Linked DNA regions of Homo sapiens: all the other regions are linked to region 5. The links are chromatin loops, found by intact Hi-C in ENCODE. Cell type or tissue: gastrocnemius medialis. All regions are shown on one strand.

The links. Peaks named below come from ENCODE experiments on the same cell type or tissue, not always from the same donor. Only the 100,000 strongest peaks of a DNase experiment are listed, where the experiment ranks them.
Region 1: a loop joins it to region 5, with 2.5 times the contacts of the local background. A loop is called at or near these places in 12 of 110 quality-filtered maps.
Region 2: a loop joins it to region 5, with 11 times the contacts of the local background. A loop is called at or near these places in 46 of 110 quality-filtered maps.
Region 3: it touches region 5 in a loop (3-fold over the local background); 24 of 110 quality-filtered maps call a loop at or near these places.
Region 4: a loop joins it to region 5, with 5 times the contacts of the local background. A loop is called at or near these places in 73 of 110 quality-filtered maps.
Region 6: it touches region 5 in a loop (2.1-fold over the local background); 13 of 110 quality-filtered maps call a loop at or near these places.
Region 7: a loop joins it to region 5, with 4 times the contacts of the local background. A loop is called at or near these places in 37 of 110 quality-filtered maps.

Annotation. Positions count from the first base shown.
Region 1 is chr5:42,512,905-42,516,904 of GRCh38, forward strand. The region is part of intron 1 of GHR (growth hormone receptor); the gene reads left to right. Among named protein-coding and RNA genes, the nearest start is that of GHR, 91 kb to the left of the region's middle. In gastrocnemius medialis, a CTCF peak has its summit at 2,069 (motif pointing right); DNase peaks (open chromatin) are centred at 2,027 and 3,907; H3K4me3 peaks cover 577 bases; H3K27ac peaks cover 4,000 bases.
Region 2 is chr5:42,765,859-42,769,858 of GRCh38, forward strand. CCDC152 (coiled-coil domain containing 152) reads left to right here. Exons shown (of 9, transcript NM_001134848.2): 4 at 3,739-3,807. Among named protein-coding and RNA genes, the nearest start is that of CCDC152, 11 kb to the left of the region's middle. In gastrocnemius medialis, a CTCF peak has its summit at 1,845 (motif pointing left); no DNase peak of the experiment used is centred here.
Region 3 is chr5:42,887,903-42,891,902 of GRCh38, forward strand. No RefSeq gene overlaps it. Among named protein-coding and RNA genes, the nearest start is that of SELENOP, 78 kb to the left of the region's middle. RefSeq lists an enhancer at 1-150. In gastrocnemius medialis, a CTCF peak has its summit at 1,610 (motif pointing left); a DNase peak (open chromatin) is centred at 1,609.
Region 4 is chr5:42,584,769-42,588,768 of GRCh38, forward strand. The region is part of intron 2 of GHR (growth hormone receptor); the gene reads left to right. Among named protein-coding and RNA genes, the nearest start is that of GHR, 160 kb to the left of the region's middle. In gastrocnemius medialis, no CTCF peak of the experiment used is centred here; DNase peaks (open chromatin) are centred at 2,013 and 3,149; H3K4me3 peaks cover 735 bases; H3K27ac peaks cover 4,000 bases.
Region 5 is chr5:42,421,300-42,425,299 of GRCh38, forward strand. GHR (growth hormone receptor) reads left to right here and starts at 2,140. Exons shown (of 10, transcript NM_000163.5): 1 at 2,140-2,656. RefSeq lists promoters at 1,423-2,508, 1,932-2,504, 2,114-2,214, 2,412-3,180, 2,833-3,180 and 1 more, cis regulatory regions at 1,423-1,931, 2,269-2,309 and an enhancer at 2,136-2,285. In gastrocnemius medialis, a CTCF peak has its summit at 2,126 (motif pointing right); DNase peaks (open chromatin) are centred at 2,152, 2,831, 3,352 and 3,632; H3K4me3 peaks cover 2,480 bases; H3K27ac peaks cover 3,609 bases.
Region 6 is chr5:42,494,306-42,498,305 of GRCh38, forward strand. All of the region lies in intron 1 of GHR (growth hormone receptor), which reads left to right. Among named protein-coding and RNA genes, the nearest start is that of GHR, 73 kb to the left of the region's middle. In gastrocnemius medialis, no CTCF peak of the experiment used is centred here; DNase peaks (open chromatin) are centred at 1,816 and 2,668; H3K27ac peaks cover 4,000 bases.
Region 7 is chr5:42,654,532-42,658,531 of GRCh38, forward strand. The region is part of intron 3 of GHR (growth hormone receptor); the gene reads left to right. Among named protein-coding and RNA genes, the nearest start is that of CCDC152, 100 kb to the right of the region's middle. In gastrocnemius medialis, a CTCF peak has its summit at 2,315 (motif pointing left); no DNase peak of the experiment used is centred here; H3K4me3 peaks cover 406 bases; H3K27ac peaks cover 932 bases.

The DNA of each region.
Region 1 (4,000 bases), 92 kb after region 5:
CACCCCTTAATCCAGCAACATTTTTGTATACCCTGAGGTTATTACTTTGATGTCCTGAACTTATGGCTCTGGGGGATATTTTTTTAAAGGGGTCAGAGAAATAAGGTTGAATTAGAGAGATTCTTAGAAGTTTATGATTAAAACACTATCCCCTCTGATCTGAGTCCCAGCTCTGCCATTGACAGGTTGTGTATCATTAGCAATAGCAAGCTACTTCACATTTCTGAATCTCAGTTGATTGAGCAAAATTTAGATAATCAAAGACTACTGGAGATGTGATGCTTTGACACAAAGAAATCTACCTCTTTGGTGAAATTTCAATTGTGTAGGAGCAGTTATTTGGGAGAAAAGTGCCCTCTCACCTTCTTAAATCATCTCCTAGGGCTATAATAGGAAATACGCAGCTTTTGCTGAGAACCCAAATGACATTGTGGATTATCCAGCTCTAGTCTTCTCTCTCCCATATAGAGGCCGGTTATCTTTGTCACTTCACAGCTCATTAGCAGCCCCACTCAGGGCCATGGAGAGGAAATAGATGAGATGAAGCTTAAATATGTCACATTGGTTATTTCTTAGCAGCTCTGATAAAAGGCTTAGCAGGGGCCAGGCGCGGTACTGTACGTCTGTAATCCCAGCACTTTGGGAGGCCGAGGTGGGCCGATCACCTGAGGAGTTCCAGCCCAGCCTGACCAACATGGAGAAACCTTGTCGCTACTGAAAATACAAAATTAGCCAGGCGTGGTGGTGCATGCCTGTAATCCCAGCTACTCGGGATGCTGAGGCAGGAGAATCGCTTGAACTCGGGAGGCGGAGGTTGTGGTGAGCCAAGATCGCGCCATTGCACTCCAGTCTGGGCAACAAAAGCAAAACTCCGTCTCAAAAAAAAAAAGCTTCAGCAGGGTGAGGTTAAAACTCAAATAAAGAGGTCTGAGGATTATCTGTGATGTTAGCTCATGTGTGTTACCTTCCTGTCTTCCCTTCTTTGTTCTTATTTCTAGGGATTAGTTGACTGCAAACATTAATGGGTTAAATATAAAAATGACTGCAAACATTAATGGGTTAAATATAAAAAATCTTTTCTATCCTGAAGGTCTTTGAAAAAATGATTTTATTACTTACTGGAAAAGAAAAATAAAACAAAGCTTGCTTCACCCAGAATTTATTTTTTCTTCTAGTTAAAATGAGCAACTTCTTTAACCAGAACTGACCTTGAAGACAAATGGCTAAAATAAAACATTTGCTGAATTCACTGGGCGCATCTTACAAGTAATTTTTGGATTCTGCATTGACTACCTACAAGTGCCTTCTGGGTGCAAGTCCACAGGCAAGATTTGTTCTGCAAATCTTCCATGACCAAGGTCACCTCTTTGGATTGGCAGACCCAGGGAGTCCATATTGGGAAGATAAATTCACACTTCACCCCTTGTTGAGATCTCCAGCCTTGCTCCTCTGATAACCAGGTCTCTCTTCTGTCCTATTATAATTTATGACCTTTGAAAAGTTACTTATATCTGGGGCTATTCAAACTCCCAGCTATCTATGACCATATGCATAAATGGTTCTAGATTTAAAAAAAAAAAGAAGCTATTCAGAGATATTGGGATACCCTATAACCAATATAAATGGGTAATTCAGCAGAACCAGATGCTGGGGTTGAGAAATAGATGTGGACAATTGGGGCAGGGCCTAAGAAAGATCGGAGGCAAAGACAGTGACTAGATGGGGAGCTCTGATAAGGTAATGCCCAGGCCTGTGCTTGGAATTCTGCCACAGTGGGGACATTAGTGGGGGTCTGTAGTCATTGCAGGGTGAGAGGAGGATAGAAAGAAAAGATTGTGTGAAGGTCAGTGGAAGGTCCCCCATTTCATTGCTAAGAGAACTATGTATGCACGTTTTCCTGTGTTTAGTCTCACACATAATTGTACCTTTAAGAACTGATCACACACTGCATTTCCCTGGCAGTTTTTGGCATCTCAGATGAGGAAGAGTGATGGGCGACAGGTGATGGTGACAACTATTAATAAGATCTGAAAGTAAACAGTCTCATGAAAGGTGGCCAGGAGAGGGCAGTCACCTTTTATCAGGAGCACAGACTGAATTTGCAAAGGGTACTTAAGCTACAAGACTATAAAGCATGATGCAGGCTTAACCAAAATGCAGTGTCTTGAGCATAGTAGACTCTTAGTGTATGTTTGCTAAATATACCTTAGCTGCTGCTGTTCCCCAGAGCTCATCAGAGTTCCATAGAAACCTGGTCCCTTCCAGAAAACCAAAGAATGACTAAAGAAAAGTGATTGCAAATCCAGAAAGCAGCTTTGCCTTACTGGTTGGTAACAGCAGGATTTTCTTTTCCTTGTAGTTTATTTTGGCTTAGGCTAGTGTCTCTTTCATGAAGACAGCTACTATTTACAATTGTTGTTAACATGTTTTTCCTTTTTCATCTCCCAATATACTCTCTTCCTGTCGTTAAACACAGTCAATTTACCAATGGAATCTGCTTTATAAGCTCCTGCATTTTCTTTTTCCACAGATGGGATTAATGCCATTATGTTCTATGTCATCCACATAGTCTTGGCTTCTAGGCACCAAGGTGTTGTTCTAGAGGAAAGAAGAGTAATGGTCGACACAGGCAGGCTGAGGGCTAACCTAATGATTTCATGCATTTAGTGGTAATTCTTAATTAAGATCCCAATTTTATTCTGTTGGATTTAGTCTATAACCCGCTGAAAATCATTCTTGAATTAACACTGGGTGGATATAAAAGCAGAAAGCCAAGGACTTTGCACTGTTCTCAGCTGTAGCTGTTTATTTAGCTGGAGAAAATTTAGTGGGTGGTCCAACCTTCATAACCAGGAAGAATAAAATAGAGGTGTAAAGGCCTTGGTGGAAGGAGGGCAGTAGCAACCTTTCCATTTCTTCAGTTTTATCGCAGCCTATGAAATTAGTTCCTTAGGTATGTTGATCTTGTAGGAGCTAGTATTTTAACATTTGCTCCATCAAGTTGTTTGGTTTAAATCTAAGAATAAGCCCACTGAAAACTATTCCTAATTTGTGAAACGAATAACAATAATAGATGTTAATAGAAACAAAGACTTCATTTGGTTAGTTTTTAGAGGGGGCACAGAGAATGTAGTAACATAATAAGTTAGATTTTTGTTGTTTTCTTTTTCTTAGTTCTTTGTAGTCTTTATAATCTCTAATTGGCATTTGCTCCTGACTTTTCTCAGTGTACTTCCACATGGAAGAGACAAAAGTCTCAAAGCTGGTGTAGAAAAACCCTTAATAAATTGCCCATTAATTAGCCACCTTGATTTCCACCTTTAAAGCAGTTAATTGAAGTAAGAATTTGTTAGATTTTTCTCAAGCATAGCAGAAATTAAGATTAATTTCTTAGGTGTCATTGCTACTTGCCTACTTAAACCACCAGTTCATCTTTATCATAAATACTTAAGCCAAAAGTCACATTAGAGGCAATATGGCACAGTGATTGTGGACCCCGGAGTCAGGTGAGCTGGTTGAAATCCTGGCTTGGCTACTTCCCAGCTATGTGATCCTGGGCTTCAGGGTTCCCTTTTGCAACATGACATGATTGCTGAGCTGCTTCTTAGGGTTGTGTGTGGCTCCGGTAAGATAATACAGGAAAAGAGCTGAAAGCAGTATCTGACCCTGGAGAGAAAGTAGGGAAGAGACAATAGAGGAAAGAGGACAAGGAAGTGGGAGATGAAGAGAAAGTTCAAGAAGGAAAGTGGAAGAATCTCAAATAGAAAGTTAATTTTCAGTTTTTCCTGAGAAGAGATATATAGACATCTTCATGTGGCTTTGGAGAGCCTTGGAGCCCATCAGCAAGACGGTTGGAAATTATACTGAAACAGAAGTGTAGACCTATGTGACTTATGTCCTGGCCAGTTGCCTCATGTCCTCTGTGGTCAGGTTGATCTCTACTGGCACTGTCAAAAGATTTTTTATGGACAGCTGGTTGGGGTAAACTTTGAAACCTGAT
Region 2 (4,000 bases), 340 kb after region 5:
TTTATTGAGCAATAACCCACAAGCACAAGCAACCAAAGCAAACACAGACAAATGGGATCACATCAAGTTTAAAAGCTTCTGCACAGCACAGGATACAATTAACAAAGTGAAGAGACAACCCACAGAATGGGAAAAAATATTTGCAAACTACCCCTCTGACAAGGGATTAATAACTAGAATATGTAAGGAGCTCAAACACCCCTATAGGAAAAAAATCTAATAATCCAATCCAAAAATGGGCAAAAGATTTGAATAGACATTTCTCAGAAGAAGACATACAAATGGTAAACAGGCATATGAAAAGGTGCTCAACATCATTGATCATCAGAGAAATGCAAATCAAAACTATAATGAAATCTCATCTCATCCCAGTTACAATGGCTTATATCCAAAAGACAGGCAATAACAAATGCTGGTGAGGATGTGGAGAGAAGGGAACCCTCGTACACTGTTGATGGGAAGGGAAATTAGTACAATCACTATGAAGAACAGCCTGGAGGCTCTTTGAAAAAATGAAAATAGAGCTACCATAGGACCCAGCAATCCCACTGCTGGGTATATACACAGAAGAAAGGAAATCAGTATGTTAAAGAGAGATCTGCACTCTTTGTTGCAGCACTGATTACAATAGCCAAGATTTGGAAGAAACCTAAGTGTTCATCAACAGATGAATGAATAAAGAAAATGTGGTACTTATACACAATGTAGTATTATTCAACCATAAAAATGAATGAGATCCTGCCATTTGCAACAACATAGATGGAAGTGGAGATCATTATGTTAAGTGAAATAAGCCAGGCACAGAAAGACAAACATCATATGTTCTCATTTATGGGATCTAAAAGTCAAAACAATTAAACTCATGGACATAGAGAGTAGAAGGATGGTTACCAGAGGCTGGGAAGGGTAGTGGGGGGCTGGAAGGGAGGTGGGGTTGGTTAATGAGTATAAAAAAATAGAAAGAATGAATAAGACCTACTATTCGTTAGCACAGTAAGGTGACTACAGTCAATAATAACTTAATTGTACATTTTAAAGTAACTTAAAGAGTGTAACTGGATTGTTTATAACTCAGTTGATAAATGCTTGAGGGGATAGATACGCCATTCTCCATGATGTGCTTATTTCACATTGCATGCCTTTATCAAAACATCTCATGTACCCCATAAATATATACACCTACTATGTAACCACAAAAATTATTTTTAAGAAATACAATTTTATTTGTTCTAAATCTAATGTCCTTTCTGCTGGATAGTACTTAGCAAAAAGCATAAGTTGTCATAAGAATGACAACTTATGGAGCCAAGTGTGTAATAATTCACTTAGGAAGGAGGGGCAAACTACACATGATCAAATTTATTCAACAACAAAGAATGATATATGGACATTTTATTTTCTGCATTTGATGCCAGACAGATAAATAATTTATTTGCCAGTTAAAGATAGTAATAATATTAGTATTGAGAATCAAGTACTGCAGGAAACTCTTTACATGTATAATTGCTTTTAATATTTGCAACTATTGTATGAAATACATATTAATATTCATATTTTTGGTTAATCTTAGAGCCCACATTTGAGCTCAAAATGATTATTGATTTACTAAATTATACAGTATAAGAAATAGCTTAATATTCTGACCTCTGGTTTTTAGGAAGAATTTAATAGGCCAGCATTTTCAACTTACACAGTAAAGTCCAACAACAACAACAACAACAAACAGTGTGGATTAAATTTTGCAAAGAGAATTAAAAGCCATTGTTCAAAATTAGTGAATGGTATTCTCGTGAAGAATTTATCTATGCTCCATTGTAGAAAAATGTGGTGAGAGAGCCACCTTGTGTTTAAGTTTTGAAAATACACATTTTTGAAACATTCAGTTGCAGGGTTCTGTTCTCAATTTACGGATTACTGAAGTAACTTCAGCTACTATATTCTATGAATCACTGGATTCATTATTCTAAAAGGCACAAAGACAAGTGATGGCAGAGTCTGTCTATGCCTCTTTAATTTTTGAATTCTATCAGTTAGCACAGTGACACTCATGAAGCAGATTCTCAGCTAATTTCTGTCAAATGTAATTTAACCGTTATTCTCTTACTGGGAAATAGCAGGATAGAGAAAATGGAGGATGAGGGGAACTTTGAGTAGATGGTGGGGATGGTAGGGAGAGCAGGGAGGAGTGAAGAGCCACAATAGCACCTTATAGCATCACAAAGCTTTAAACTTCTGCAAAATACTCTCATTTCTATCAGCATAGTTGAAAAAGTACATGAGACTGAGTGCAGAATCTCTAATTAAAAGGTGAAAAGTTTTGAATTCTCCCTTCACAGTATTGGTTCTTTCATTCAGTCGACAAAACATATGTTATTTTCATACCAGAGATTCCCTACTTACCCCTTATCTGCTTCAGCTTACTGTGATATTACCTATCAACCCAATAATCACTGAACAAATATTTGTGGATTGCCTACTATGGACCACAAGTGTCCTAAACAGTAGGAATCAATAGTAAGCAAAACAAAACAGTCTCTGCTGTTGTAGCCCTAATAGCCAAGTGGATTTCTAAAGTAATGAAATTACCACTACTATTGCTGTCCATCTTGGCTGTTGCTGGTGGCTACCAATATTATAGTCAAGGCTTGAATGCGCATGTCAAGGCTCTAATATTTGCAATGAAACTTCTATCTTCTATTATGTCAGCAGCCATTGGCAGCACAGTTGCTGAAGCCTTGGAACACTACTTACTGAGTTTTTACTCCTTTTATTGCTAATCTCTTGGTCTAAGACTCAAGCCTAAGTACTAAGAGGATAGACTGGAAGATAGAGTAAGAAAAGCATTGTCTTATACCACACAATTGTACCACACATTGTCTTATACCAAAACAATATAATTTGACTCCCTTTCCTTAGGATGTTCTTTCCTGGAAGATTTGCATGGACATACTTCTTATAGTTCCCCAGATATATGCAGGTGTGCCTTACTACTTAGGGCAGAGATTGCTTAGGCACATGGTAGGACCCATACTATTCTGTGCTTTAGGAAAGTCATTACCAAGTTTTGAAATTCATTTGGCTTAATGAGTGAGTTAAAAGTAAAGGCTCACACCTATAGTCCCAGCATTTTAGGAGACCAAGGGGGGTGGATCACCTGAGGCAGGTGGATTACTTGAGGTCAGGAGTTCGAGACCGCATGGCCAACATGGTGAAACGCCGTCTCTACAAAAATATACAAAAACTAGCCAGACATGGTGACGCGTGCCTGTGATCCCAGCTGCTCAGGAGGCTGAGGCAGGAGAATTACTTGAGCCTGGGAGGCGGAGGTTGCGTGAGCCGACATCGTGCCACTGCACTTCAGCCTGGACGACAGGGCAAGACTCTGTCTCAAAAAAAAAAAAAATTATATTTTTCCTTTATATAATTTTATTTAAGGTGCTTGGCTGCTTTATTAATATCTTGTAATTTCAAATTAAATATTATTATTATTATTTTTAGAGACAGGGTCTTGCTCTGTCACTCAGGCTGGAGTGCAATGGCATGAGCATAGCCCCCTGCAGCCTTGAACTCTTGGGTTCAAGTGATCCTCCTGCCTCAGCCTCTTGAGTCAATAGGACTACAAGGCACACATCACCATGCCTGGCTTAAATATTATTTTATTTTAATAATTTCAACTGAGAGAATAATTCCAAAATGAAAGCAAGGGATTTTAAAATAAATTTATCTTTTATATTTCAGAATGTGCTACTCTTCATAATATAATAAAAGGGCTACAACAGACCATTGAATATCAACAGAATTTGAAAGGTAAGTTAGAAAAAAAAGTAAAATCTAAAAAAGCATTGTGTATTTGAGCACCTTTAAAAATAGGAAGTTTTTACATGGTTGATAATAAATTTCAATTTGTCAGCTAAAAGAGGACTCCTTACTACTTAAAAATACTTTCCTAGATGATTATGAAATAAGAAATGTTATCCTGAACAGAACAATTCAGTCATGT
Region 3 (4,000 bases), 470 kb after region 5:
ACAGATTCCCATATCTCCTGCCTGAATCAGTGCATTTTTTAGAAAAGATAAGTTCAATGATTCTGGTCCTTGCCTTTTTCTGTACAAAAAATAATGTACAACGGGATTAATGATTATGCCTCTGTAATCTATAACCAGATGTACCCTCACATCCAAACTTTGATGACATTTTGTTTGCTTGTAACTTCTGAGCACACGTAATGTAATTCCGAGCACATTTGATGTAACTTCTGAGCACATACTGAGCTGCCACCACCTGTATATAAGCAGTGGATTGAAACACTACTTTGGTGCAGTCTGACAGAAACTCCTTGAAAGACTCCTATGGGATTGCAATTCTCATTAAGTCCACAATTCTATTACCTCCAAAGTTCTTTTATATAGTACTGTCCTAGATTAAATGGCAGTAAATGTATGGGGTAAAAACAAACAAAAAAATTACTGAAAAAAATGATATGTTATCCTGCAAACAGTGAGGGATAAAAAGAACTGAAGATATTATCCTGAAGAATCCTGGAATATAAGAACTCGACCCAGAAACTGAGACTAGCAAATGACAAGGAATAGCGAGTGGGATAGAAAGAAAAACATAAGAATGTGACATCACAGATGCAGAGGAAAGAAGAGCTTTCAGGAAGGAAAGAGTGTGCAGTAATTTCAGTGCTGTTGAGAAGTCAAGTGAGATAATGATTGAAAGTATGCATTAGATGTAGTGATTAGGAAGAGATGTTGGTGATTTGAAGAAGAGAACCTTTTGAGGAATTGTGGGGGCATAAGCCGGACTGCAATGGGTAGAAATGTGACTGGGAAAGCGAAAAAGAAAAGGGCAAATATAGACAACTCTGCAAAAATAATAGTAATAATAATGGTTATGAAATACAGGAGAAATGGGAAAGTTGAAGAATGATACAGTCTAGGGTAATGGTTTTAATGAGAAAATATGACTACGTTACAAGTTAATACAAGAACTCTTTTTTTTTTTTTTTTTTTTTTGAGACAGAGCCTTACTCTGTTGCCCAGGCTGGAGTGTATTGGTGCAATCCTGGCTCACTGCAACCTCTGGCTCGCCTCCCGAGTAGCTGGGATTACAGGTGTGCACTACGACGTAGAGAGGGGATTTCGCCTTGTTGGCCAGGCTGGTCTTGAACTCCTGGCCTCAAGCAATCTGCCCCTGCTCAGCCTCCCAACATGCTGGTATTGCAGGTGTGAGCCACTGCACCCGACAAGTTAATATGAGAACTCTTCTAAGCAAAATGAAGTAAATCCTGTAAGCCAATATTTCACTGTAAGAATGGGAAAAGCTGGAAATTTAAAACTATCATATTTTTAGGGGATTTGGAGACCTGTAGAATCAAAGAGAACTAGATAAACTAAAATTCCAGGGGAAAGAAAACTGTTTCAAGATGAGTCAAAAATGGTCAGCCCATCCTCCCGCACCCCCTACTCCTGTCCCACATACACATAACACTTTAACAAAAAAAAAAAAGAAAGAAAGAAAATATTTTCTGAGGCTTTACTATACAAATTATCTCATAACCCATGTTTTCCTCTGGCTATGCATCCACCACCCTTACTGAGAAGATAAGGAATCCCACCTGGTCCTATGGCTCCACCTAGTGTCGCCATTGGGGAGCAATTTAACTGCCTTGAGACTAGCTACAGAGGTTGGTTGGGAATGATGTATTTGCTTTACTGTCTTGCCTTCCTCTTCTAGGAGATCATGATTAGCAGCCTTAAAGAAGAGTCTGTGATTAATTAGACCTGAACCTCTCCTCACAGGAAACGAGTGAGAACATTTTCATTCCAAAGGGATAAAAAGGAATCCCATATTGTGACTTGGGAGCTGGATATATAGGTAGCATATGAGAGGATCTGCATGGGAAAGGGGGTGAACTGCTTTGAGACGCAAACTTATGCATCTTTTCAATAACTTTTCTTTCTCCCTCTTGATTTAATGCTACTTTTGGTCTTGGGTGGAAAATTTCCCCACTAAGTATGGGAGCTGATGTCCAGAAAGGTCAGGAGACTGAATGTGACAATCCAGAAGGGCAGGAGTTAGCTCCTCCAAGGGTAAAATATGACCAGTGAAGAACAAGGACCAAGCAAATAAGTGACTTCTTTTTTTCTTCAGCAAGCCGTCCAAGGTATGGCTTTTCCTTACAATCCAGCTGGAGAAGCCCTGCACCAAGTAGCCACCTGCTGACTTCTTGGCTTGTGAAGGCAGAGGCAGCACAATGGCACCCATCACATCACACTGCTTAGTATCTTCCCTTCCCTCACCTCCGTCCCTCCTTTCCAATAACTGACCTGAGTGTGCACAACCCAAATGAGCCGCTGGCATCTTAATCCTAGCTTCAGCCTCTGCTTTCTAGAGAACCTGCCTAAAACACTCTCTCTCTATATATATATATACACACATATCTATATCTATAGATATATACATATGTATGTGTATACACATAGATATAGATATATATTTAGACAGAGTCTTGCTCTGTCACTCAAACTGGAATGTAGTGGTGCCATCATAGTTCACTGCAGCCTTGAACTCCTGGGTTCCAGCAACCCTCCTGCATCAGTCCCCTGTGTAGCTAAGACTACAGGGGCACGCCACCACACCTGGCTAATTTTTTTTTAATATATTTCTTAAAGAAACAGGGACTTGCTCTGTTGCCTAGAGTGGTCTCAAACTCCTAGCCTTAAAAAAATTCTCCTGCCTCAGCCTCCCAAAGTGTTATGATTACAGGCATTCAATGCACCCGGCCTATCTCTCTCTCTCTCTTTTTAAAAAATCTATAATAGTCTCCCCTCCACTTTTTCCTTAAAATGTATTTGTTAAAGAAATTCTGTTGTAAGTTTGACACTCTAGGTTTGACTAATTACATCCCCAGGGTGTAATTCTCTTGGCTGGTAGTTACAAGTGAAGCTAGATCAAATTGAAGTCTGAGCTTTTTTGGCAATAATACTTTTTAGATTGAGCCGGAGACTCATATTGTGTCATTTTATTGTCTGGTTGTCTCCACTTAGTGGTTTTAAAAGTGTCAGCCCAATCCATTTATTATAAAGTTCCCCATCAGATTATCACCTGATGATTTCAGGAGCCATTGAAGGACATTATCTAGATTCATTACTTCATTGGGGATTACAAACGGTGATATTATGATTTTCTCATTCCTTTATTAGATAGACTTCTTATAAAAGGAAGGACATTTTCTTATCAACTATTTGTTTATCCTGAAATATAGTTGTGCAAGAAAATCAGGATAAATATTTAATGTTTTCTTTTATTTACCAGTTTCCCAATAATTCTTTTGTGTTCTAAAAACTTTCCATGTGTACAATGAGTTATTTTGTAGTATCATTATGGATTTTCACATATTTAATATGTTTCCAATCATTTTCAGCTATATGGAGGAAGCAGCAGAGAAGGGCAAATTTTAAAAAGTGGAAGAAAACTGGTATGCATATTTTCAACCAAGTGAAAACGTCAAGGAGGTTAAAGTAATCAACTGGGTCAAATGCTGCTGAGAGGTCAAATAAGGTAAGATGAGGACTTGAAGCTGGTGACCATACATTTAAAGTGAGGTCAGTGGGTATGGTGGGATGAGTTTTTTGTTGTTGTTGTTGTTGTTGTATTTTTTTGTTTGTTTGTTTGTTTTTTTCTTTCTTTTTTTTTTTTTTTTGAGACAGAGTCTTACTTTGTCGCCCAGGCTGGAGTACAGTGGCATGATCTTGGCTCACTGCAACCTCCACCTCCTGGATTCAAGTGATTCTCCTGCCTCAGCCTCCCAAATAGCTGGGATTACAGGTGTGCACCACCATGCCCAACTATTTTGTATTTTTAGTAGAGACAGCGTTTCACCATTTTATTTCAGTGCTCCGAAATTATCCTAGCCTGCATGCAAGAATGAGTAAAGTTCCCATAAACAAAAAAGTACAGTTAGTGCTGTTGGCTATTTTGCTGTTTCACTTTTACAGTAGTACTAGAGAAGAGACTAAA
Region 4 (4,000 bases), 160 kb after region 5:
TTCTTAACTAGAATGTATACACACACACACACACACACACACACACACGTGCATGTACAGAACTGCCTTCTTTCTCTTTGATGGTAGAAAATACAGCTCTCTATAGTAAGCAAATTTGCTTTCAGTCTCAGACATACCCTTCATTCTCTGCATGACTGGTAAAGAGCGGAAAGAGTAATACTTAGGATCTGGATTCCAGTTCCCTGTTCTCTGACCATTTAAAAATTTTGTTACCTTGGCCAGGTAAATACAGTTCTATGAACGTCAGTTGTGCCTCAATTGAGCAGGCTTGTCCAAAGGATTCCTCAAGGATGAGGTATCCTTTCAGCTGTATGAGCTGAACCTTGATTTGTGCAATAGTTTAAGCCCCTGAATAGTCAGATAAAAATCATGTTAATTAAAATTAAATAGCTATTGGTAGGATCTGGTTTTCCACTGGCTTGCATGAATGATGTTTTGCCCTCCTTTCTGATACTCAGCTCAGAGGATTCCTTCCATTGGGTTTTCTTTCTTGTAGTTTTTCTGGTTCATAAATAGCCTATAGACAAACACTAAACTGTTACAGGTAAAAGGACCCTAGATTAAGCCTTTTATAAAACAAATAGTCCTGTGTAAATAATGACATCTTATTTTATGTGTGTGAATTTGAGTTTTAGGATGTAGGGCATGTCTGACTAGATAGCTAAAGGCTGAGCTCCAGGCAGCCAGCTGCTATCCAATCTCCACACCTGGAATGTTCCAAAAAACCTCCTGTGTTTTCTTTCTGCAGCTAAGCACTGATGAGCAGGATTTAAGAAGTACAGCCACACACTTTTTGCTGCACGTTTTTTAAAGTTTGTTATTTTTGTCATAGATTACTTGTTTTGAATCAAAAATTTTTAAAGAAAACTTAATCTCCCAAATTTTAACCCCCTTGAAGTTTCAGGATTCCAAGGAATATTTTTATTTTAAGATGCATAAAATACTCAGTACATGTACAAAGGTAATGCTTATAAGAAACTTAGAAAAAAAAAAGGAGCTAGTAAGATTGAGAAGGGGAAGAATATCTAAGCTAACATTACTAACCTGGCAACTATTATAGGTGGCTGGATAGCATGAAGGCATAAAGCTGAAGGCAGTTAAGAAAATAGACTGGATTTGAATCCTGGCTCTACCTGGATTAGTTTTGTGACCTCAGAGAAGTTGCTTCCCTTCTCTGTGCCTCAGTTTCTTCATATGTAAAAGGAGATAACTATAGTGTCTAACACACAGAATTATTGTGAGGATTAAATAAGTTAATACATATAAAGAAAGTCCAAAACTATGGCACACAAATGTTTAATATATGTAAGCTATTATTGTTATAAAACTAAAGAAAGAGAACCCAGAAGACATTCAGTTTGGTGGGATTCAGATATATGTTTTCCTTTCCTCCTCCTCCTCCTCCTCTCCTTCTCTAACCCCACTATGCTTGCCTCCCAATCTATCCCTGACTCCTATTTTTCTTCCTCCCAACTTAAGAATTGTCACTAAAAATATTTAGAAGAAAAGAAAATGTGCATACTTCAGGGGGTGCCAAGCTTTTGGGTAAAGTACACTTTTCAGCTAACATGACTGTATCCAACAGTAATGGGCTTTATGGCAAGAAAAAGCTTTTTTCTCAATAAATGGGTTTTAACTTTGTAATGGATTATTCTCTTTGCATGGGTAATTCTTCTGGAAGATGGAAATTGGCTCGATGATAAGATAGGACAGTTGGATTTAGGGATCTAGATTAAGGGACTATCATGTATGCTTTTAGGAGAGAAGTTTAATCTGCAAAACCTACTTGTCTTATTTAATTAATTGTTGCTCTTAGCTGCTCAATTTTGTACAGGTGACTTGCATGAAAGCAAAATGTATGTCAAAATCCAAAAGCAGAGTGAAGCCTCGGGACTTCAGTGCTTTTGGGTGTCTTTCCAGACCTCTGCTCTTCCCCCACCCTCACCAAGGCCCCACTGACCTCAAAGGGCCCTTCTTGCCAGGCCGTGAATTACGTCTGAGCCAGAGGGCTGGGACTACAGCCAAAGCCAAATGAAGGTGCAGAATTTAGGACTAAAAAAAGCCTGAGCACGTGGCACTGGGTATAGCAGATAAATTTGTTGGAGAAATGGTTTATAAATAACATGAAAAGGGAAAGGGGATAGAGGGTCAAAATATTGAGCTGTTGAGAGTTGTTCAATATTTGAGGTCAGTCTCACCATTTTTAATACTGAACCCAAAAGTAATACACACTGAAAAAAAAAAAAAACTCACTGAATAAAATTAACTACAGCTGGGCTTATTTTTTCTTATCAAGACATTTGTAAGTTTGGCAGCAAGCATTTTTAAACAGGATCTCTATTATATGAAATAAATTTAAAAACATGTGTCTACAGTCAGGACAAACAAGTGAACAAAAACAAAGCAAAAGCAATAAAGAAGCCCCATGAAGGCATTATGCTTTTCTGAGGACAGTATAAGGCTAGGATACTGCAGAAACTGAAATACTTAGGGATCTTATTGAAATAGTTTTCTTTTCCTCCAAACAAAGCAACCATCTCAGAGGGATAGATGGGCTAAAAGACAAGGAATAAAGTAAACAGAAGATTGGTAACTTGGGAGGTTTTCTTTTCCCCTTTCTCTTTTTGGTTTTGATTTGCTTTTCCCTTGTTAAAGCCAGAAAGGATAAATTTTGGTCCAGAACTCCCAAGACCAGAGGGTCAGGGAAAGCCACCCCGAGGCTGGAAGCTATGAACTTATCGCTAGTCTAAACTCCACCTCCTTCTTCCCTGGGAGTCCTGCACAAATATAACTGCCTGATCTTTCTGTTTACTGGCAAAGGTTTTGCTCCCTTCTCTTTCGTATCGGAATGTGAACTTGGGGAAAGATTTGGGGTTTTTTTTGTTTTTTTTTTGTTTTTTTAAGAAACAGAGACTTGACTTATTCCTCCCACAAACTCTTACCCTGGCACAGGGAGACCACAAACTAAGTGAAAACAAGGTAAGAAGCTTAGAGAAATGGGACCATATGCCCTCCCCGGAGCTGAACCGTGTTCCCTGTCCACCATCACCTTGTCTTCCCATGCTACTACTCCACTCCTGTCTCTTCCACACTCTGGGTCACATGTCTACCCCTTACTGTGAGTTATAATCGCCCAGGAAGGGTAACCCATTGACTGAGGGCCAAGCTTCTGATAAGTGAATGAACTTGTCTTTTCTCCTGGCCAGATATCTGTCTTTGCCAGAGAGGGCTGAGTCAGGGAGACTAAGATTTTCAAGGTCAAATTGTATATTGTTTAAAATTGTGAAAATTTGCTTTGTGCATTGAATCTCATTTTCAAAATAAAATTATGCCTTAAGTCAGATCATACTGATGCAGATTCTGCAGATGTTAAGAGGCTTCCATGATTGTATTTGCCAGCTGCAGGTCAGGCAGTGGTGGATGGTGGTAAGAAGTAACCTATACTTTTGGCTGGGAGCTGTGGTTCATGCCTGTAATCCCAGCGCTTTAGGAGGCTCAGGCGGGCAGATCACGAGATCAGGAGATTGAGACCATCCTGGCTAACACAGTGAAACCCCGTCTCTACTAAAAATACAAAAAAATTAGCCAGGCTTGGTGGCACACGCCTGTAGTCCCAGCTACTTGGGAGACTGAAGCAGGAGAATCGCTTGAACCTGGGAGGCAGAGGTTGCTGTGAGCGAGATCGCGCCATTGCACTCCACACTCCAGCCTGGGCAGCAAAAGCGAAACTCCATCTCAAAAAAAAAAAAAAAAAAAAAAAAAGTGACCTATAGTTTTGCAGTAGAATTTTGAATTCAAACTCAGGCTTTATATTTTCTCCAAAGTAAATTGTATTTTGTTCATTTTAATCCATTGGTTGACTCTAATGAGATCTTTCTGACTGGAAATTCTGCCCTTTTTTTCCTCCATAACTGTATTACCAGTTATCTCTCATCCATGTGTTTGATAAATCCATATGAATGTCTTTTTTTGTTTTCTA
Region 5 (4,000 bases):
TAATTCCACCCTGGGGAATAGTCAGGAAGACCTTCAGAGAGAAAGTAAACAATTGATTGGAACTTTAAGATTAAGAAGGATTTCTCTGGGTGGACAAAGTAGGATCTTCCAAGCAGAGTGGAAACCATGAGCAAATGCAGTTTCATTCTTCAGAAGGTAAATGTGCTCTGGCATGCCTTAACTTATAACAAATTAATCAACTCAATACCTGCTACATTTTCCCTCACAATTTGGAATATATAAAGAGGCACATACTACTATGGACCAATACCTGGTCATATATGAGATTGAAGGACCTTTACTTACGAGGCTTAAAAATAAAGACTGCCCTTCATGTCAGTTGCAGGTTTATATCTAGTTCTATAGTATTAACTGAGGTGTCTTTTCCTATGTTTTCTGTGCATGATGACTTTTTAAAAATCAAAGACAGAGCAGCAGCCAGAGTAGTCTAGTTTCATGGCACACAGAATGGAGGATATTGCTGAACCCAGATTTAAAAAAAAAAAGAAGTCAATTCTTATTTTTTTAAGTATGGCCCTGAGCTCATCTCAGAGCATAAACAATAGAATTTAGAATATCTTTTATGACTCCGTCTGGCACCTCCTAAACTAGATCAAGATTCTCTAGCTCAGGGAAGAAGGGCAAAGGATGAGAAGGCACAGAGAGGATATAAACAGAGAGGTTGGTAGTGCCAGGCTCTGAAGAAGGTCCAACTTGGAAGGTCATTTCAGACAGGCGTGGAGTCAGCATTTGAGGCCTGTCTGGTCTCTACTCCTGCCAGGACTACCCTGTCAGCCAGCTTGGCAGGTATGGACCACCCAGCAGGAGTTTTTCTTGACTGTGCCCTAATCTTTTACTTTCCCAAGTTTCTCTATATGGGTACCTCCCCTTTTAAAAGCTCCAGACACAGCCAAGCACCACTATTGCTCCAGCAAAGTATGAAGCCCCAGAAATCAATGGTTTGGGGAAGAGTCTTAGGGGAACTAAATGCCTCCTTATTTTTAGATGCCATAGAACAAGAGCAGTTCAGGATCAATAACCATCCCACCCCATGATAAAACACGCCCCTTCCAGAATCTTTCCTTTTTCGTTCATTCTAGGTGTCTGTCTGGAACAGCTGGGGTATTTGAGCCACAGCTGAGCTTCTGAAAGCATTCTAAGGAACAGTTTTTCACTTATCTGATTCCTTTGAAAATAGGGGTATCTTATGTGATATCTGCTATCCCAGAGTCTTTGGTCCTCTGTTCCTTCTCAAGTCTTGGCTCCCGTGTACTACTTCAAAGCCCTATAGATATTTTATTCTAAAGAAAAGAAACTTGGTTCCTTTAAGTTGTTTAAACATTTCTTTCTGGGTATAAACTTGGGTTTGTGTCTGGGAGCTCTGTTAAAAAAAAAAAGTCTTTAGTAAGCCAAAGCTGTTAGAAGCTTATAAGTAAGTGACATTACAATTGACCGTCAGTAAATAGTGGAAAGATTGCATGACTAGCTACTCCTTCAGATCTGAGACAACCTGGAGCTAGATTTTTGTACTCTCTACTCAGAAAAGCATATAGTGACTTGGGGTTTGATGCTGTACAAAAATGACATGCTTATGCACAACTTTAACTTTCTGCAACACTTTTACAACTTCTTGTGAATGAAGTAGGCAGGGCTCGCATTTGACAGATGAGCTATGTCCAGCGTGAGGCAGAGTTAAAACCCTTTTCCTGGCTCAGGAACTTCAGGCTGGGGCCTGTGTCTGCTCTCCCTGCATCCCTGTCCTCTAGCAGATACCTCTCTGCTAACATGCTGAGTGTCCTTGGTAAATTACTCATTCTCTCTGTCTCCGTCTTCTAACCTCCACAATAAAGTCCTTCGTAGTTTTAACTATCTTTTCACTGTGCCCCAGTGAGCAGGAGTTTGGAACTTGATTGTTGATGGAAAGGCAATATTTGGATGGCTAAACACGCTTTCCAAGGTATCTCGCTGATCTTCCTCTCATTCCTGGAGATAGCTAACCTTTTTGTAAGTGTTTCTTTGAGTCTGTGGACTGCACTTAACGCTCTTGTAGGTCCTGCTTTCATTTGGAACGGGCAGGCGGAGAGGAAGGAAGTGTATTGCAACTACCAATATTTTCCTCTAGGAGGAGCCGCGCAGCTCAGTTGAGAGTGACACGCACCAACTCCAGCTCCTCGCCGGGAAGACTTCATCCCAGCAACTCGGAATGCTTGGCCCGGGCGGCACTCGGCCTCTCCGCAGCAGTTCTCGAACTGGCCTCCTTGAACGTCCGCTTCGCCTTCGCTTCTGCAACCTGGATCTGGGGGACTGCGGGCCAGGCGCGGCGTGACCCCTGGTGAACGGTGGCCGCCTTTTCCCACCCCTGCCCTCCCATCCTCCCTTCCCGTTTCACCCCGCCCCCTCTCTCCTCCCCAAGCCTGACAGCCCGCGAGCTGCCAAGCAGGGCGCAGCCATGGGAAGAGGAGGAGGGCTAGGGAGCGGCGGCGGCGGCGGCAGCGGCAGCAGCAGCTGCTACAGTGGCGGTGGCGGCGGCGGCTGCTGCTGAGCCCGGGCGGCGGCGGGGACCCCGGGCTGGGGCCACGCGGGCCGGAGGCCCCGGCACCATTGGCCCCAGCGCAGACGCGAACCCGCGCTCTCTGATCAGAGGCGAAGCTCGGAGGTACTGGAGTGGGGCTCCGGGAGTCTGGCTTTATTTTCCTCCTGTTGTGCCAGGGGGCCTGAGGGTGAACCCTGGGACTCTAGTTGTTTATGAAAACGGGAGGATCTGTCTTATATATTTACACGGATAATTTTTTATTCCGGATGACTTGGCTGTGCTCCCCTCCTCCTTGCGAAGAAGTTGTTTTCTGCTGGTGGGTTGTTGTAACCCAATCTAGTGTGTGTGTGTGTGTGTGTGTGTGTGTGTGTGTGTGTGTGTGTGTGTCTGGAAGTTGGTGAGGGCGGCAGGGAGTTGCGGGCGACAGACGAACCATCACACTCTGGCGTCTGCTCTGGCCCGCGAGTAGTGTACGTGGAGGGGTTTACTCCGGAGACAGTTTTGTTAAAGTCATAAAAGTTTTGCTAGTGTGTTTCTGTTTGCCATCATCTGCCTGGCTGCGGCAGGAACTGCCGAGGCTGCTGCTGTTGCGCGGGGAAGAATCCCCGGCAGCGCGACTGGAGAGACTGGGGAGGTCGAGCTGTGCGCGTGGACACAGCGCGCAGAGCGCGCGGTCTTTTGCGCGTTTGTGCGGGCCGCAGCCGCACGTTGGCACCGATGGAACTGGGGTCAGTAGAGTGACAGCCACCAGTCCGCATGAACTGGGGTAAGTGGAAATTGTGGCGAGCCGACCTCCCCCAGCTTTTGACACACTAGTGGTTGTAAAATCAACCAGGCTTAAAGTTTTGACAGAACTGCCAGAGGCTGCGGGTCAATGGGGTGGCCGCGTGTCTAGGGAGAGGGCGCTGGCGGCGCAGAGGGTGCGGGGCAGGGCACTTGCGAGTGCGTGGGGAAGTCTATTTGGGGCGAGTGCTTTATATATAGCCCGAGGGGATGCCTGCTGAGACCGAGCTGCGGGGGCTCTCGGTCTGGCGCGGACTGTGTGTCCTGAATGAGTGTACGTGTGCGCTGTGTGTGCGCGCGCGAGTGTGCGCCTGGGGAGGCGTGTCGGCGCCTGAGCCAGTAGGGTGTGCAGGGTGGAAGAGGCCACAGAGGTGCCGCCTGTCTGTTTGTGCCGCCAGGAGACCTTGGAAGGGACAGAGAAAGGTAACGGAAGGCCAAAGTGTTGGGAAGTCAGAGTAGTTTCTGCATAGGATTAAGTATTAAGGGCTTTAAAATAACTAAACGCATTGCCCTGAGTGGCTGAGGACTGGAAGTGAGGTTTTGGGGAGTTCTCAGGAGAACTGCATGGGAGGGCGTTTGGGAGGTCTAAGGGATGTGTAATATGTGTGAGTACAGAACTTCGGAGACAGACACAGGTTGGAGCTATGAATTTGAAATTTTCAGGGTGCTGCTGTCCACAGTCCA
Region 6 (4,000 bases), 73 kb after region 5:
TTCTTGCCTCCCTATTTTCCTTCTTGTTGGGTGCTAGTAACTTACCTTAAGAAGTAATGAAGTCCTAGTAAAACTCCTAATATTCAGAAACCAACTCTCATTATTCAAACATGTTGAGGAAAAAATGTCTCCTTGCGTCCTCTTCTGCTTAAAACTCCCCCAGTACCATCAAGCATGGACGGATATATGATAGTGGCAGTATCCAGAAGACACACCATCTATGTAACAAACCCTGGAAATAAAGTATGGTATAATCCTAAGCATTCGCTCAGCACTCTTGCTTCTGGGAATTTGCTATGAGTCAGCCACAGGCATCTCTGTGTACCTTCAAGCCCAGATTAGCACGTATGGGAGGATAAGAGAGAAAGTGTACTTCCTGAATACATCTTGGGTAGAGTAAACTAATCCTTAGCTAGGTTGATGACATCCTTACCCAGAATTTAAAAGTTCAGTAGAGACTCTTCTTGAAATGTTGAATTTTTATTTCTGCTTGTTGCCCTCTATAGATGAGTGAAATGCAATGAAGATATTCATGGCTACTATAAAAATGCATTAGTTCTTTTTGGTGAGCTACTTGACTATCAGAGCCAAATATGTAGGTAGTTGGAATTAAATTTCCAATTTAGCATCCCCCTTAGAAGGGTGATGGAAGCTCCCATATCTTGGTATTTCTCTTTCTGAGTATCTGCTGTCTCACTGAGGCAACATGCTAGCCTCCATGTTGTATTATTTCACAGGTATAGAACTAAGTGACACATTGCCAATTCCCACGCCCCCCCCCCATTTTCTTTGATGGAGGTAGATTACATTTATAAGGTGTAGATATTGCTTGAAGGTACTTGTTCTTTCTTATAAGTAAGCAAGAAAGAGAGCAGCAAATAATAGCTAGGAGGAAGATGTGCCCACACCACATTCAGGCCACTTAGTCTATCTAGTAAGATAGAGTGTTTCAGGCATCAAGCATGTACTGGGAGACATGCATACAGAAAAAGAACAAGCAATAGACTCCTTTGAGAGTGACATGGTAGGTCTGAAGAGTGAATGTAACTTTTTGTCTCCATCCCCTCAGTGATTCATTAATTATTCATTAGCTGTTTTTTTCCACCAGGATTACAATCATTTTACCTTTGCTTGCCAGCCTAGTGGGTTATTAACAGTGGTTACTCTATTTATTTACACATTTTCCTTGTGTATGTTATTCATCCTGTATTAGTTCACCCCCACCCCTAGTCACCATTCTTTTTTCTTTTGTTTGGCCTTTCATGGCTACCATATTACCATGTGATCAGAAAAAAAATGCACTGGTGTCAGAATTAGGCCAACACAGACATATGGGATGGTAGGTTCATTTGGGTTGGATAGAGAGCTGTTTGAAACTTGTATACACATTTTTCAATTTCAAGAAGAAACATCTGCAGTAAAGGAAGAACTGCATAGTTTGCAGTGGTCTAATGGAGGTGAACTCAGGAATCTCAGATGCATTTAGCTCTACAAGTCTCCATTATACAAATGATGTTGAATGTTTCATCTCTTGCTACAGATTAGTTTTGGGCCATCATGAAAAACTTTCCTGAAGATTAAGTCAAACTTATCTATGCATGCCTTCTTTGGATACATAGATCCACCTTTGACAGCTACTCTGTCCACTAATTCTGTCAAGTAGGACTGAGCTTTCTTGAACACCTCTCCTTTTGTTAACAAGAAGGAGAAGAAGAAAATTAAACACTCCTGGCATCTGCCTGGCTGTGATTTAGCCCTTGGTAAAAAGTATTACAAATTGAGACGGTGCCAGACTGCTCCTGTGATTCATCTCTTCTCCTGTCAAGACCAGTTGAGGCGATGCAATTGGGAACCTCTCTAGTTTGTGAAGAGACACTTTATGTTGGAAGCAACAGCATAAGCACAATAGTACTTAGGCATTCAAAGCAGAGAGAATTGGTTCCTCCTGATTGGGTGAACAATCACTGCAAATTAAGGTCAAAAGTATTGTCAACCAATTCAGTGTACTAGGCTTCTTCATCATTTCCCATGACTTGTTCTCTCTTAGGAGAAGGTTTAGCAAATTGGAGCAATTTTTTTTTTTAAATCTTGGTGCAGCGTTAGTGATAAAACACAAGAAAGTTTAAGGCTGGATATAGCATGTGCATCTATATCAAGATGAAGATCCATAGAGAGATGTGCTTGATCTTGGGATGCTGGATGAAAATCCAGGCACTGTGTTGTGGGAGCCTGATTTCTGAAAGTTGGGGCATCATTGTTTGGCTTATGACGTTTATAAGTGTCAGGTACGTCTTGTCCCACAGAATACTTGTTATAGCTGTTAAAGGACAGATTGTCTTCAAGACAACTGGTACCCATGCCAGAGTAGGGTATATTCTGACAGAAAATCCATTTACTCTCATCTGTAATTTATCCCCTTAGTTGAAACATGATCCCAGTGTAGGGCATTTACTTTTCACACTCCGTTTAAATCAGTGTGGTTTCTTCCTACCTTAATGAATTTTACCTCATTTCTTTGTCTTGCAAAAACCCAGGGCAGAATGGTAAAATTTCAAAACAAATCTTTCACAAGGCTGGAACTAGACACTCTGTTGGGTCACATGCAAGTTATTTGCAGAAGAGGAACACTTTGCATGTGAATAAGAGAAAGCAAAGCACTTACACCAGTATTCAGTGCTCTTGGGGCCAGGAGTGAGGGGCCTTCCATGTTTGCAGGACATCTGTTTGGGCCTTAAGTTCTGCTACAGCCCCAAGTCCTTATCTCATATCTGCCTGGTGTCCTATTTTTCTGCTTAAAGAGTCAAAGACTGAAATTCTTATCCTTGTTTCCCATTCATTCCTAAGTTACTTTAGCCTTCACATGGAGCCACCATGCTGTGGCCCACAGAGTGTGCTATTCACTTAAACTTATTTATCTTAACCTTTTTGTGAAATATGGTTGCATTCTTTGACTTTCCTTGCTTGTCACAGTTTACATTAATCCTGGAACTTTTGAGTCTTAAGCGCTACATGATAGTACTCTTTCTAATGGTTTCTAATGTTACACGAATGCCTCTCTTTCCCATTTCATCCCTTTCTCTCTGTTGGTTTTGACTTTAAGCTCTCTGGCTGTTTCATGGCAATGATTATTGGTGACAGTATTATCTATTACCAAGTGTTTCTTGTTCAGTTTTGCATAGTTTCAATGTCCTTTTAAGCAAGGATTGCCAAACTACAGGCCACCTGTTTTTGGAGATGCCATTTAATTGGAACACTGCCATACCCATTCATTTACATATCACCTATGGCTCCTTTCTCACTACAAGGGCATTGTTTAGTAGTTGAAACACAGACCTTATGTACCTTCACCTCAAAACCTAGAATATTTACTATCTGACTCTTTACAGAAAAAGTTTGCTGATCTCTACTTTGAAGAAGAGAAAGTCGTCAGATACATACAATGCCAAAGAACTGCTGGCTATGAAAGGGATATTGTAGAATTCTGCAATTTTCTTAAAGAATGGAAAACATTGGAAAAGAGTCACCTGTTTACAGGTGATTTGCATTTCTATAGGTATCAGAATAATGTGGGTGCTTGTAGGTTGGGGAAGGAATGGCAGGCCTTCTCTCTCTGTCAGTATCTTCAGGCCCTGAAGTCATACAATCAATGGATTGCTTTTCCTCTTCACTTTTCCATTTTGCCATAATTTTGCCAAGGGGGAGGTTGGAAGTGGGTTAATATTTTGCGTTAGAAGAGCATTTGGATACATCCTGATAATTACTTTATCTCAGATATTCTTAGATTCTCTCTAGTGAAGGCCACACCTTCTCTGTGCCTCAGGCTGGCATGGCCCAACTGTGCTACTTACCTTGGGTTCCTGCTGCTCAGCTTAAAGGGAATCTCTTTCATATGCCTAGAGCCTTGTTTACTCAGTTCAGGTCTGTACCAGTTGACACCAAGTCAAAAAGCACTTTAGACAGAAGCCTGCTTTGAAAGTGCTAGCTAGCAGCAAATAAGTCT
Region 7 (4,000 bases), 230 kb after region 5:
AATGTGAGCCTCTAATTACCTTAGGCCAATAGCAGAGCCTCTGATCTTGTCTTTTCTCCTTTTCCGCTTACCAGACAGCACATTCTGCCTGAGAGTTGAGACCCAAAAAGATATAAATCAACTAGGGGGCAAAAATGGAGTTTCCTAAGCTTGTCCCAGAGTTTGACTCAGTAGCCTGAGGTGGAGTTCAGGGGCTTGATGTTAAAAACAAGCTACCCCAGTGGTTTTGCTGCAGGTGGACCAGACTCCCAAGACCACATTTTGCAAGCACTGGCATTTAGGAAGAGCACGTACCTACTCTAGCAGAGTTTATGCAGACTATGATTGCAGCCTAGTTTGTGCAGACTATTGATTGCAGCCACTTGGCAAGGCTCTATAAGAAAAAGCGAGCCAACATGTAAGTAAATTATCATGGCCTTGAAACTCCTCATCTGAAAGGGTTTCCTCTCATCCCCTCATCCCCTTGTGTCTGCCCCTGAATGCCAGACTATCTTCTCCAGCCCCAAGTCAACCTCTCATTTTTAAGCCATTCCTCATTCTCCTATATAGTCCAAAATAGCGAATACATTTTTAGGAATTCTCTTGCTTTATGGACGTTCATCCAAAAATATTTCATTATGAGAATAAGTGCTTAGCTTATCCTGTAGTGTCTTTCTGCTCTAATATTTGGGCCCTTCCTTTCCACATAGTTGCATTTTCTTTGACGGGCAGATGCTGCTCCTTTAATATTTTTCACACCTTTGTGCTTCTAACAGAGCAATTATTTCAGGATGAGGGCACTTGGAGAGCTGTAAGAGGATAAGGAGCCCAGGGCTCTGCCTTGGATTTGTGTACCTAAATGTTACCTAATTAGATAAACCTGAGGAAGATGTGGAAGCAAAGTAGAATGGAACAGAAAGTGTTTGAATAATAAGAATTTGGACATTGCTGCTCCGTGGTGACATTGGCAGACTCTAAGCCTCTTGCCTCATTTTATTCATTCATGTATGACGGGGTTATGCTCAGTCATAAGTCACTAAAATTTGTATTCTACATCCCATTAGTAAAGTAATTTTTGAACACATGATACATATGTTTACATATTTGTAAGTTATATATATGTACAAGGTTCTAATATATTCTGTTCATTGTCAAACATAAAATATATATAAATTTGGTTTAATATAAAATATAAAATTGGCATTAGTAGACACTGTCTACCGAAATGAGACACTGTCTCATTTCTGAAAAAAGCACAATGTATACTAAGTTAAAGGTTCATTCTTAACAGCAGTAGGAGTAGATCTTTATTTCAAATAGTCTTTGGGATAATTTCCTATTTTGGAAGACAGCTTATCAGATTTGGTTAGAGTTGATGAAAGCTTATTCTAGGGTTAAGAAAAGTATTAGCCCAGCCATTTTCTTATTGTTGATTTGGGCTTGCATAATTAGTTTTACCTTCAGTATGAAGTTTCTTTACATGAATCTTTTTAACTCACTTATTTGTTATACAATTATTAGTTAAATCAATTTTAAATCAGTATAATCTATCCACAAAATCAGTCATACAGAACCTGCAAAAAACATGTTCTAACATGTTACATGAAGAGGTAACTAAAGATACTACAAACAACCCCTCTGAACGGTAACACTCCCACTCTTCCTGCAAAATTCCTCTCATAGCAAATGCAACATGTGACTCAGACACAGGCTGACTGAAGGCTTTATGCAACTCTTACATGCTCAATATTAGAAAACTTTCATTTGTTTCCTATTTTATATAAACAACACATATAAATAAACATTTTAGTATCTTCTCATTACCCAGTGGATTGTCTTGCATGGTCCATTTTGAAGACAGTAAACTGTAGCCTCTATTTTTATTTAATTTCAAATACCTGTTTGCCAATATTCACAGCCAGCTCTTGTTAATGTTCTTTTCTGTCCTGTGAATCCTGATGTCGTATCTTGCAACATCACCTCTAAAGCCTATCTTTGCACTCCTGTCCATCCCCCATTCTCTATTATTATGCTGCCTCTGATGGCCAGAGAAAAAAATCTTGAAAATATATATTGTATTGCCCTACCTGGCGAGGAATCAGCAGTTATACAATTCAAAGTTGCAGCAATTCACCACATTGTTTAGCACCCTACTATGTGTAAGGAGGAAGCTTGATTTAAAAAATATATACAATCATGCCTTCTTCAAGAATGTTTTGGAGCATGCAAGAGCTTAATGCTCATGGACATTTACTTTATTCCAGCAAATTTAGACCCAATCTCTGTGTAGTTTCATTTTGTTTTCCATTTCCTGATTAACTGACTATATATCTAGCTACTTATTTGCTGCCATCTAGTGTAATAAAGTATGTTGATTATACAAGGAATTTTGAGCCCATTATGTAGTTGAATATCAGTACTCAAAATGATTCTTTTTTTCTGGTTTCTTATAAGTTTACAAAATGCCTAGTCAGGGACCTTTCTTATCACTGTAACCCTGAACATGGTCTTAATCTTGTGTCATAGAATCTAGGGCTCAGGATCAACCTTCGTTCATTTTCTATAAATGTGACATTTGGAAACTGGGTAGGGGCTTAGCAGTTGGTGGATATGAAGTAAATATATAAGAGTAATCATTAAGAGATCATCTCAGTTTAGTGACCATGATTTTTTCCTCATGGAGGCAGCAAAACACAGCATGGATTCTTACCAGTAGTGTGACCATGGGCAATTTATTTCTCTCTTGGAGGCATCATTTTCTTCATATCTAAAATGAAATGGTAGGTCCAGGTGACTGTTAAGGTCTCTTCTAGCTCTAAGAGTCTGTGTCTACATATAAATGATTTTCTCTGCCAAAGTAGTGTTTTTAGAGTCCTTTTTAATGCCAGAAATGAATACGGCTTCTCTAGTTCTTCTAAGTGGCCATCTATCCTTTGGTGATGGTTAGAAGTAAGCAGAGATCCTGGCTAGAAAGAGAGAGAGGAAAATGTGGACCATGATTTTATTCCTTTTATTCTTGAGAGTTGTCCAATGGGATATTGTCCACTAGTGGATAAGTAGATACTTGCCAATATGCACCTGACCTCTTCTCTTCACTCATAATGGGAATTTAGAAGTATAATACCTGTTATAATCAACTTCCTAATCTCTATCCCTTTTTTGTCACTCTATTTCCTACTGTAACTTCTCTATGAAGTACTATAAGTCTACAGTAACATACTGGTGTTTCCCTTTCCTTATGAAGTTTTATATAGCTACTCCAGTATATCCTAAAATGTTCCTTTTTCTTGCTTTTATAGTGGAGTCTTGCTTGTTGGCCAGGCTGGCCTCAAACTCCTGAGCTCAAGTGATCCTCCCACCTAATAGTAGCTGGGTATTCTTCTGAGTAGGTGGTCCTAAAATGTTTTATTTTCAGCTTATTTCATAGGTATAAGTCTTATTTTCCCAACCAGGCTGAAAACTTTTCAGAATCAGGACTTGTCTTTAGTTTCTCATTTTTTATGAGGGGATGTGGCATTATTGCTTAGGGAATTCAGATATTTCTGATAATAAAGATGCTTTTCTGTTTGTTCATATAAATTAGGGTAAAAGAGGAAGTACAAAACTATCTCAAATCAAGTACAGGACTCTTAATTATTACTAGCTATCTAACAGCTCATAGAAACCGATAAGTTTCTGAACCTAATGCCAAAAAAAAGCAACCTTACCATAAAAAGAAAATCCAAATAAAACTGAAAGAGGCAGTGGGCAGTGCTACCTATGGGAAGAAAACTTTGAAGTGGGAAAAATCTGGATTCACATCCCAGCTTTGCTACTTATTACCTTTGTGTTTTGGCTAAAAATTATCTAACTTTCCTGAAGTTAAGTTTCCTTCTCTGTAAAATGAGGGTTATAATAATATATACAGCATACTCCACAGAAGAGTTGTGAAGATGGAATGAGAAAGCAAATGGCAAAAACTTAGCACAAAGTAGGAGCTCAATCAATCATGGTTAAAAAGAACTTTTATCCATTGTTATTT